Linked DNA regions of Mus musculus: region 1 is linked to region 2. The links are chromatin loops, found by intact Hi-C in ENCODE. Cell type or tissue: gastrocnemius. All regions are shown on one strand. Links, peaks and the distances in the headings refer to the core of each region. The heading gives the core; the rest is flanking DNA.

Evidence for each region. A loop is a pair of places that touch in the nucleus more often than their neighbours do. Peaks named below come from ENCODE experiments on the same cell type or tissue, not always from the same donor. Only the 100,000 strongest peaks of a DNase experiment are listed, where the experiment ranks them.
Region 1: a loop joins it to region 2, with 8 times the contacts of the local background. A loop is called at or near these places in 25 of 42 quality-filtered maps.

Annotation. Positions count from the first base shown.
Region 1 is chr8:113,637,067-113,642,446 of GRCm38, forward strand. Mon1b (MON1 homolog B, secretory traffciking associated) reads left to right here. Exons shown (of 5, transcript NM_173015.3): 2 at 675-1,019; 3 at 1,469-2,288; 4 at 2,621-2,768; 5 at 4,864-5,380. The coding sequence ends at 5,064. Among named protein-coding and RNA genes, the nearest start is that of Syce1l, 3.5 kb to the right of the region's middle. In gastrocnemius, for the core only: no CTCF peak of the experiment used is centred there; DNase peaks (open chromatin) are centred at 859, 1,856 and 2,095.
Region 2 is chr8:112,042,254-112,047,633 of GRCm38, forward strand. No RefSeq gene overlaps it. Among named protein-coding and RNA genes, the nearest start is that of Gm9564, 13 kb to the left of the region's middle. In gastrocnemius, for the core only: CTCF peaks have their summits at 3,115 (motif pointing right) and 3,834 (motif pointing right); DNase peaks (open chromatin) are centred at 3,131 and 3,835.

The DNA of each region.
Region 1 (5,380 bases), core at 83-5,082, 1.6 Mb after region 2:
AAGGTTATTGAAGACTAAGGTGTCTGGGATGCTCATGGATGCTCTTATGTGTTTGCTTGGGTGTTAATGTAGCAGCAGAGGGAATTGGGGGGGGGGGGTGGCTGAAGGCTAGGAGTCCTGTCGATCTGGGTGTCAGTGGCGGCTGTCATGGGAAAAATAAGGACCACCACTGGGAGTCTGGTTAGCCTGGAGAGTCACCGGGCATCAGCAGGCATCAGTGGATGTGGGTGCGGGTAGAAAAGGGTTAGGGGAGTCAGTGGGGGCACTTTAATGGTGGTCACCGGGGGGTAAGTACACGTGAGAGGGATAAAGAAGGCGTCAGAGGAGTTAAGGAAGAGCCTCTGTAAATAAGGAGGCCAGTAGTCATGCAGAGAGCAGGCGGGTGCCTTGAAGGCCTGGGAAGGCAGTGTCTGAAGGGAATAATGGAGGGGCCAATGAAGGACAGTGAGGACATGTTGGGTTGTGTTTTAGGGTGAGGCTCATTGGCACCTTAGTGTTGGTGGACATTGTCAGCCATGTTCACTGAACAGCTAGGAAGATGTGTGTGTCAGTGTGTGTGTGTGTGTGTGTAGGGGGGGTCACTGGGGGTGGGGGTGAGTGGGCTGGTAAGGATTTGGTAGATTGTGGAGAATGTAAGGTTAGTGGGAGATGAGCCACTCAAGGCTCCCTTTCAGGATCCAAGGACCAGCCATCCAGCCTCCTATCACCTCTGCCTCAGACTGAGGCTGCATCAAGCACCTGTGAGCACTGGGAAACTGCAGCAGCCTCAGACAGCAGCCCCCCCGGAGAACCTGAGAGTAACTCTGAGGGTCAGGGAGAAGACCCCGACGATGGGGGGGACCCCAGTGACGAGGACTGGCGCAGCCAGCGGAAGCACGTGTTCGTGCTGAGTGAGGCAGGCAAGCCCATCTACTCACGGTACGGTAGCGTGGAGGCACTGTCGGCCACCATGGGGGTGATGACAGCCCTGGTGTCCTTTGTGCAGAGTGCAGGAGACGCCATCCGTGCCATCTATGCTGGTGAGTGACGAGGAAAGGGCTCAAGAGTGGTGGGCTGGTGGCCGGGAATATGGATGGCTGGGGGTTAGAGCCATGGGTACACCTACCCACCCACCAGAAGTGAGTCAGTGGGTCAGGGTAACTGTCTGGAGGTCCTTCACATTGTCTGGGAGTGAGGAGGTGGACTGGATGACCTGGCTATGTCTGAATCCATGTTTGTCTCACCATCCCAGCACCCGACCCCGTGCTGTGTCTAAGTTACCAGATACCTCCACAGCCAACATATCCCCACAAGTGTCCCAATAACCCCAGCTTGTCCTCGCCCTAATTTAGGTGCTGGCAGAGTAAGAGCGCAGGCTCGGTCAGGCCAGGCGCTGTATGTGTTGGAGAGGGTTTGGGAAAGGCGTCCTTTCTGACCCCTTGGCTCATTCCTGGTCTGTGTCCACCCTCTCCACTCTTCCTTCCCCCAGAGGATCACAAGCTGGTGTTCCTGCAGCAGGGTCCACTCCTGCTCGTGGCTGTGTCCCGGACTCCACAGTCTGCAGCACAGCTACGAGGTGAACTGCTTGCTGTACACGCCCAAATTGTGAGCACACTAACGCGTGCAAGCGTGGCCCGCATCTTCGCACATAAGCAGAACTATGACCTCCGTCGCCTGTTGGCCGGCTCAGAGCGCACACTGGACCGGCTCTTGGACAGTGTGGAGCAAGACCCGGGCGCCCTGCTCCTGGGCGCTGTGCGCTGTGTGCCTCTGGCCCGTCCACTGCGGGATGCCCTGGGCACACTACTGCGGCGCTGTACAGCCCCAGGCCTGGCCTTGTCAGTGCTGGCTGTTGGCGGTCGACTGATAACCGTGGCCCAGGAGAGGAATGTGCTGGCGGAGTGCCGGCTGGACCCTGCTGATCTACAGTTGCTGCTTGACTGGGTGGGTGCACCAGCCTTCGCGGCAGGTGAAGCATGGGCACCTGTGTGCCTGCCTCGCTTTAACCCAGATGGTTTCTTCTATGCCTATGTGGCCCGCCTGGATTCCATGCCCGTCTGCCTGCTGCTGCTTGGTACCAACCGTGAAGCCTTCCATGCCATGGCCGCCTGCCGGCGCTTAGTTGAAGATGGGATGCACAACCTTGGTGCCCTGCGTACTCTTGGGGAGGCTGCCAACTTCTCTAATGGCCCAGCAGCCAGTGCCCCAGCCTACAGTGTGCAGGCTGTGGGAGCCCCTGGCCTCCGGCATTTTCTCTATAAGCCACTGGATATCCCTGAACAACACCGCCAGCTGCCACAGTTTACCAGGTGGGCCCTGACCCCAAGTTGATTGAAGATATGTCTGACCAAGACAGTCAGCATCTTCTTCACAGGAGTTAGGAGAGATAGTGAGGCCATGCTCTAGAAATGGGGAGCAGACAGTTCTCTGATGGCAGAGGCTTGAGCACCAACCTACAGGAGTCCCCCTGTTGTGGGAGAAAGGCTCTCCTTTCCAGTTTAATGGAGGCAGCTTGTCTTACAACCACGAGATACCCTCAAGTCTAATGGGAGAAGCTGAGCCCCATAACTTAATCACAGTCCCTAGCCTGAGAGGGGAGGCAGGCTCTGACTCACCATGCCACTGCCTCCCTCTGTTGCAGTCCCGAGCTAGAGGCCCCATACAGCAGAGAGGAAGAGCGACAGCGACTGTCAGACTTGTATCACCGCCTGCATGCTCGCCTCCACAGCACCTCCCGGCCCCTGCGCCTCATTTACCACGTGGCTGAGAAAGAGACGCTGCTGGCTTGGGTGAGTTGATCAGCTTGTCAGTCAGTCAGTCAGTCAGTTCCCTCCTGCAAGCCTGCTCTCCCTGTCATGATCCCTTCTAGCCTTAGCACCCTCCATGGGCATGCTGGACTGTGCACAGGTTTTGCCTGTATCTGCATCACTGACCCCGTGGGCACCTGTGTTTTGAATTACCGAAGAAGTTCTCACTGACTTCAGCTCTCCCTTAGCCCTGCCATTTCCTTGCTGTCCCCCATTAGCAAGCAGGCCCGGGTCTTTGACTTTCAAGGACCCCATCTCCACTGCCTCTGTGCTTGCTAGTTCCTGCTACCAGTGTAGAGGCCCCAGCTCTCCTCAACCATTGCAGCAGGGTCAGGACTGCTCTGTGCCCTCTACCTGGAGTGACTGTCCTGTGAGTCTGTTAAAGATCAGCTACTGAGGGAGGCTGATGGCCAGGAAGGCAGTCCCACAAGGAGTGAGACCTCCCCCAACAGGCCCATTAAATAATAGTGAATATTAATATGGATCCAGTGTTGTTGTAGGCTAGGATGATTGTTTTCATTTTTAAGTCATCTTGGAGTTGGAAGTGGCAAAGCCAGTATAAAGCATCACCACAGAGGGGCCATTCCCTCAGGCACTCGTGTTCCCTGGTCTCATTTGTTCTGGAATGCTTCCACGGGCTTTGTTGACTTGTGGTCCTGGCACTGTCAAAGGACATCAGTCTATAAACTTGCTGGTAGAGTGCCCCTGACTCAGCTCTCTCATGCTCCAGCATGGTCACGGTGAGAGGCCATGCAGTAAGTGCACTGTTTGAAGGGCCCTTGACACCAGCTCGGCTCTCTCAGGGAAGGTGGAGCTGGCCACACGTGAACGATAGTATTTCCCCTTTGTAACTAGCATGCACCCGTGGCACCCATGGCCCGTGTAGTTGTGGGCTTTAGCAGTATACGCCCTCCTTCATTTTAACATGCCTCTATGACTTGAACTTGTAGCAATTACCAGGTATTTGCTTGGTGATCACTTTTCTAACCACTCCACTTTTTACATTTATAGTTGGGACTCTACATAATAACAGTCTTCTTGTTGGATGTTTTTTAAATTTTGAAATTACATTTATTTATTATTTAATGTGTATGCATATACATGTGTGTTGAGTGTAGAGGTCAGTGGACAGCTTGTGAGAATCCATACTCCCCTAGCTGATTGTCAGACTTCTGTGGCAAGTGCCCCTAATTCCACTGAGCCATCTCACTGGCCCAGAAGTTTATATTTTATATAAATGTGGCCTCTTGAGATTGTACTTGATTTCAGCAGTGTGAAATATTTTTCTAGCATTTTCTGCAGCTTTTTGGGACTTAGCCTGTGGACTTCCTGATTTAGGTAGCTTGGGCCCTATCTCCCATTGGCACATCTCTGTCACATACAAGTACGGCTTACTTGACATACTACTTCCCTCCCGGACTCAGCCATTTTGCCAAGGAATACTTCTATCTTTTTCTAAGGAACTCCAAGGTTTTAGATCAAGTGGTCGGGAGAAGGCTTGCTGAAAAGATGGCTTCCAAGTGGAGAGGTCCCTAGAGGAGGTACTGCCTATGCACAGGGGAAAGCCGAGATGTGAGGCAAGGCTGAGCAGGGCTGGATTGAAGGAACAGCAGAAAAGAGGCCAATGTTGCTGGGGTAGAAAGAGAACACTGGGCAGAGTGGTGGGAAGTGGCACACAGAAGGTCCTAGAGACCTCGAGGCCAGGCCGCAGGTTGGTGTGAGAATCACTTTGAATCTTAAGCTCTGCAAGGCTGAGATGATACCACAGGGGCAGGAGCAAGGACAGTCGAGGATGTTATGATTGCTCCTCAATACCGGGTATTGCTGTTATGTTATCTCTAATCTGTAGATAAGCCAACGGAGAATACACAGAGTCAGAATCACCTAGCTGAAGCTGCTGATCCAGCTGGCCTCTTGTCTGCCCTTGACAGGATGAATACCAGATTGCCCAGCCAGCCATATCCGTTTGCTGTTGAGCATGTCTCCCAAGCTTCAGAAGCACACAGGCTTGGGCTGGGAACACAGAATCATTCATGACTCACTCTAGTCCATCTGACTCTCTCCTCCCTCTCCCCAGGTGACTTCCAAGTTTGAGCTCTATACTTGCCTCAGCCCCCTGGTAACCAAGGCTGGTGCCATCTTAGTAGTGACGAAGCTCTTGCGCTGGGTAAGGAAGGAAGAGGACCGGCTTTTCATCCGTTACCCACCCAAATACTCCACACCCCCATCCACCTCGGCGGACCAGGCCCCCAACAATGGCTTGTTCACAGGACTCTGAACAACTGCTGGAGTGACCACATTTGGCTTTAAATACTGTGTCTACTCTGGAAATGTGGGTAGAGGTCTGTGCAGAGCTGGTCCCCGTCTCCCTGGGCAGGTGGGCAAGATGTCAGGGTTTGCCCACAAATGGGAGAAGAGTGACAGCAGCCAGAGGCACAGGTTGCTCTCTGAGCCCCCTCATGCACCTCCATGTTTAGGAAAGTGGGACACTTCCTCTGTCCTTTGCCTCACCTCCCTAACTAGCCTGAATGCCACTGTACCCTCCGTCACCAGCTGTCTCCACCAAGCCTCTTCTAAGCAGCCCAGGTTGCTAC
Region 2 (5,380 bases), core at 141-5,140:
ACTCTGCATCCAGTGTGCAGTTTCTTGGTGCCTGTCATTGTCCACTCCCTATATCTTATTTTTAATTAGACTTCTCTTGGAAGACTGAGATGTTTTCATTTTCAGTATGAAAATGTTGTGTCCCAAGAGAAAGAAAATGGAAACAGGCTGATAAGATGGCTCAGCAGGTGAGTGTGCTTGCCATGAAACCTGATGGCCTGAGTTTTTTTTTTTTAAATATAGATTAAAAAAAAAGATTTAATTATTGTATATGGGTACACTGTCGCAGTTTCAGACACACCAGAAGAGGGCATCAGATCCCATTACAGATGGCTGTGAGCCACCATGTGGTTACTGGGAATTGAACTCAGGACCTCTGGAAGAGCAGTCAGTGCTCTTAACTGCTGAGCCATCTCTCCGGACCCAACACTCTGAGTCTAACCCCTGGGACTCACATGGTGAAGTCAAAGAACCAAACCCAAGTTGTCCTCTGACCTCCACACATGCCCCCCAGCATCTGTGTACCCCATATTCCAAATAAATATTAGGAAGAAAAAATGAAAATGGCAAATGTAAGAAATGGTGTAAGCCGGGCAGTGGTGGCACATGCCTTTAATCCCAGCACTTGGGAGGAAGAGGCAGAGGCAGGTGGATTTCTGAGTTCGAGGCCAGCCTGGTCTACAGAGTGAGTTCTAGGACAGCCAGGGCTACAAAAAGATATCCTGTCTCAAAAAAGGAAAATGGTGTAAAATGAGGAAGCCAAATGACCTAAACTATTCCATATTAAGATTTTGCCTGAAGTTCTCTCTCTAGTAGCCAAATGTTGCCACTAACATTTATTTATATTTGTACCTTTTAAAGGCCCCTCTCTCCGGCTGGAGGGCTGGCTCAGTGGTTAAGAGTGCTTACTGCTCTCATAGGTTCAGTTCCCAACACTCATATTAGACAGCTCACAACTGCCTGTAACTCCTGTTCCAGGGGATCCAACTCACACACACACACACACAAACACACACACACACAAATAAATAAATAAATAAAATTATTAAATTCCCGTCTCCTTTTTGAATAAGTGAAAGAAAATCAAGTGACCGAATCATGGCAGATCAGTCGTCAAAGGCTGAGCTACCGGATGCGTTTGACGAGCTGAGGACCTGCCAAAGCGTCAAAGACTCACCGGCACCAATTTCTGAAGAAAGAAGATGAGCTAGGTTGGAGCCAGGCGGTTGCTGACTGGGGAAAGCAGAGGTGGGCAGGGTTAGAATCCAAGCGGACAGAGGCAGTAAGCCCTCTAGAAGAAACTTTTCCAAGGCTACAATTTAGAGGGGCGACCCCCTGATATACAGAGATGGAACAGCTTTTGATGTTCAGGGAGATAAACACTTAGAGGTGACTAAAGAAACTAAATGACCAGCTTGGCGTGGTGGCACACGCCTTTAATCCCAGCACTCAGGAGGTAGAGGCAGGTGGATTTCTGAGTTCGAGGCCAGCCTGGTCTACAAAGTGAGTTCCAGGACAGCCAGGGCTACACAAAGAAACCCTGTCTCAAAAAACAAAACAAAACAAAACAAAACAACCCCCCCAAAAACAAAAAACAAACAAACAAAAAAAGAAACTAAATGACCAAATGGAAGATTTAAGCAGAATTTTTATTCCAGTAGTTAGAATTTAAAAAAACATCACTTTTCTTGTGTGTGTGTATACATTTTAGTGTTTGTGTATGTGTATATATTTGTCTTTGTGTGTACACTGTGTGAGTGAGTGTGTACAGACACAACCTAGGGCACACTGTGATGGTCAAAAAAATAACTTACATCTTGTGGATTTTGAGGAATGGTCGCAGGTTCGGTGGCAAGTGCCTTTAGCCACTGGCTGAACCATCTTGTCGTCGGCCCAGTAGTTGAAATTTTTATTCAGTCTCTCATGGAAAGGATTCAATTCAAATCTTGTAGAATTTAAATGAGTAGTAAGAAAACATTAAAGTGTTCAATGAATCTAACAACTGGTCAGTGCAGTGGAAAGGAGCAAATTAACAATGTTTATATATATGCGTATGCAAATATACACACATGCAGATTAATATAACACACACATATATGTATGTGTGTATATATATATATATATATATATATATATATATATATATATATATATATATATATATTCAGGAGACAGAGGCAGGTGACTCTCTGAGTTCAAGGCCAGCCTGGTTTACGTTGTGGGTCCCAGGAAGGACATTAGTAATGGGATCTCAGGGTAGGTGTCAGTCAGTTACACAAGAGTATAGTGATAGCCATTTAATAAAGAAGACACACACTGTTATTAAATGTAGCATGGGCCAGCTGCTTTCCAGTCATCCCTGTGCCCCCCCACCCCCAGCCAAATGGAAGAAGCAAGACATTTGTAGCCCCATTTCCAACCCTGAGGTGAACTGGTTCTCCTTGGTAAGACAAATTCCCCCAAATGCCTCCAAATGGAGGCAAGAAGGATGAAGAGAAGGCAGACACACGCAGGGAACGTATAGCCTGGATATGTATTGTCTGTGACGTGCTTCCCCTAAAACTGTTAGTCTCTTAATATAGAACATTGTTCACAAGTACTTTTAACAAACACTACAGGAAATGACATGTAAATCTGTGTCGGCTCTGTTTAGATTTACAGGACATAGGTTTTCAGGGAAAGAGGAAGATATTAGTTCTAGCTTCTAACCAATGTCCAGTTCCCATGGGATAGTATTATAGACGCAGCTGGAAAGAAGCTGATTGTAACTCGCCCTGTCTAACTTAGAACAGTGCTGTTCAATGTCTAACTGTAGAGAGTCACCCATTAAACTACACACGCATATTACAGAAGCTCTGCACACACACACACACACACAAACCTTAAAAAAAAAAGAATTATTTATTTTACGAGTATAGCTGTCTTCAGACACACCAGAAGAGGGCTCTCAGATCCTGTGACAGATGTTTGTGAGCCACCATGTTGTTGCTGGGAATTGAGCTCGGGACCTCTGGGAAACAACCAGTGCTCTTAACCGCTGAGCCATCTTTCTGACCTGAAATACTTCTTTTAAAAGGCTTATTTTGTTTTCTTATATGAGTGTCTGTGCACATGTGTATGCAGTACCCATCCAGGCCAGAAGAGGGCATCAGAGCCCCTGGGGCTAGAGTTAACAGGTACTGGTGAATTAAATACGGTGAGTGCAGCGCAGGGGAACTGAACTCTGGAAGAACAGCAGGTGCTCTTAACACTGGGTCACCTATGCAGTCTGCTCGCCCTCCCTCCCTCCCTCCCTCCCTCCCTCCCTCCCTCCCTCCCTCCCTCCCTCCCTCCCCTCCTCCTCCTCCTCCTCCTCCTCTCCTTCTTCCTTTCATTGAGACAGGGTTTCATGTAAACAGGATGCCTTTGAACTTAATTTATAGCTGAGGTTGGGCTTGTATTACTGATCTTCCTGCATCTATCTCCCTGGTGCTGGGATATAGGTGTGTGTACTCTTCTAGGCCTATTTAGTTCTCAGAATCACACCAGGGCTTCATGAGTGCTAGGCAAGTACTCTACCAACCAAGTGACACATACAGTCCCCTTTCATTTATTTATTTATTTATTTCTGAGATACACTGCTCTGCCTGGCCAAGATTTTAATTTTAAAAACTAGCTCTCTCTCTCTCTCTCTCTCCCTCTCTCTCTCTCTCTCTCTCTCTCTCTGAGTCATATATATTTTGTCTGTCTTCCCCCAGCCCCTGGTGTAATTGAAGCTTGGATCTCCTTACTCAGTAGGCCAGAAGCTAATCTAGTTCCCAGTGTTTGTAACCAGAAGTCTGGGTTGCATGACCGCGTTCTGAAGATGGCCACTAGGTGGCACTGTTGCACAACTGAGAAAAGCGTTACTGGGTTAGAGACACTGTACGCGAGATGATATATTTAGTCTTGGTTTGGGTACCCAGGTCTGTTTCGCTGAGCTCCATTTTATTGCTATGTCTGTGGAATTGTAACGTCAGTGCAAGATTTATTAAGATATTTTGCCTAAAATAATATACACTGTAGATAGAAATGATTTATGACTTACTCTTCATTAGGTTTTAGTAGTAGAAATGATACAGTTGCCAGGGAAAATTCCAACCTCCAGAGAGATTGAAACATATTTACAAGGACACTGGTTTGCTACTTAAGACCAACCCAAGGAAGAAGGAGAAATACCTGATAAGTGTCCAGTCCCTTGGGCTGGCCAGAACGCTCAGCGGGTAAAAGCGCTTTCGGTGGTGAGTTGGCAACCTGAGTTCCCCACCCCAGGGCAGAATAAAGAATGGACTCCACAGAGTTATTCACCCCGTGCGCGTCATATATATATATATATATATATACACACACACACATACACACACACACACATACATATGTATATGTGTATATGTATGTGTATGCGTGTGTGTATGTATATGTATGTATGTATGTATGTATGTATGTATGTATGTATACACACACACAGAGAATTAAAAGTGTTCCTTGTTCCAAGTGGGTTCTTGTCCTCATGGGGAGATATGAGTGGGCCCCTAATGACAACCGTCTAGGGGAATCTGGAAGCTGCTGTGAGTAGATAACCACAGAGCAAGATTTGAGGATGTTTTCTACTCAGGAAAACAGGTGGATAGCTACCTTTTTCTACACTGGATCTTAGCCCAAACACAAAGCAGCAGTGGCTGTCCTCTCCTAAGGATGCATGTGTCACATCGAAGGAGTCAGGGACTTCATGCCATGTGGTTATATGCAACTGGGGGCCCAGCTATGTATGGCAGAGGGTTGTTTGAGCCCTCACGCTTAAAATATAAGTCTGTCACTGTATGTATGTATGTATGTATGTATGTATGTATCTATTGATGTATCTATTGATATATCTATCTTTGATGTATCTACCAATGTATTTAAGTATGTATGTAAGTATGTATGTACGTATGTATCTATCAATCTATCTATTTATCTATTGATCATTTACCTATCATTTATATCTATCTATCGATGTATTTATCAATGTATCTATCAATCATCTACCTATCATATCTATCTATCTATCTATCTATCTATCTATCTATCTATCTATCTATCATCTATCTATCTATCTATCTATTATCTATCTATCTATCTATCTATCTATCTATCTATCTATCTATTATTTTAGCAGACTGCAATGAAGGAACTGGGTTGGTTCATGTTCTCGCAGGGGCCTCAGTACAGTGGCCTCACTGGGTTTTGAGGTACACTACTGCCTTGATGGTCTGGCTGTTCTCTCTGTGTACTTTAGAGGACCTTTGGAAGCCTAGTTTTGAAATGATCATATTTGCTCATGCTGCTTGCTTTCAGTCTCTTAGAGATGTCACTGTTGGTGTGAGAAACACCAAGACCAAAA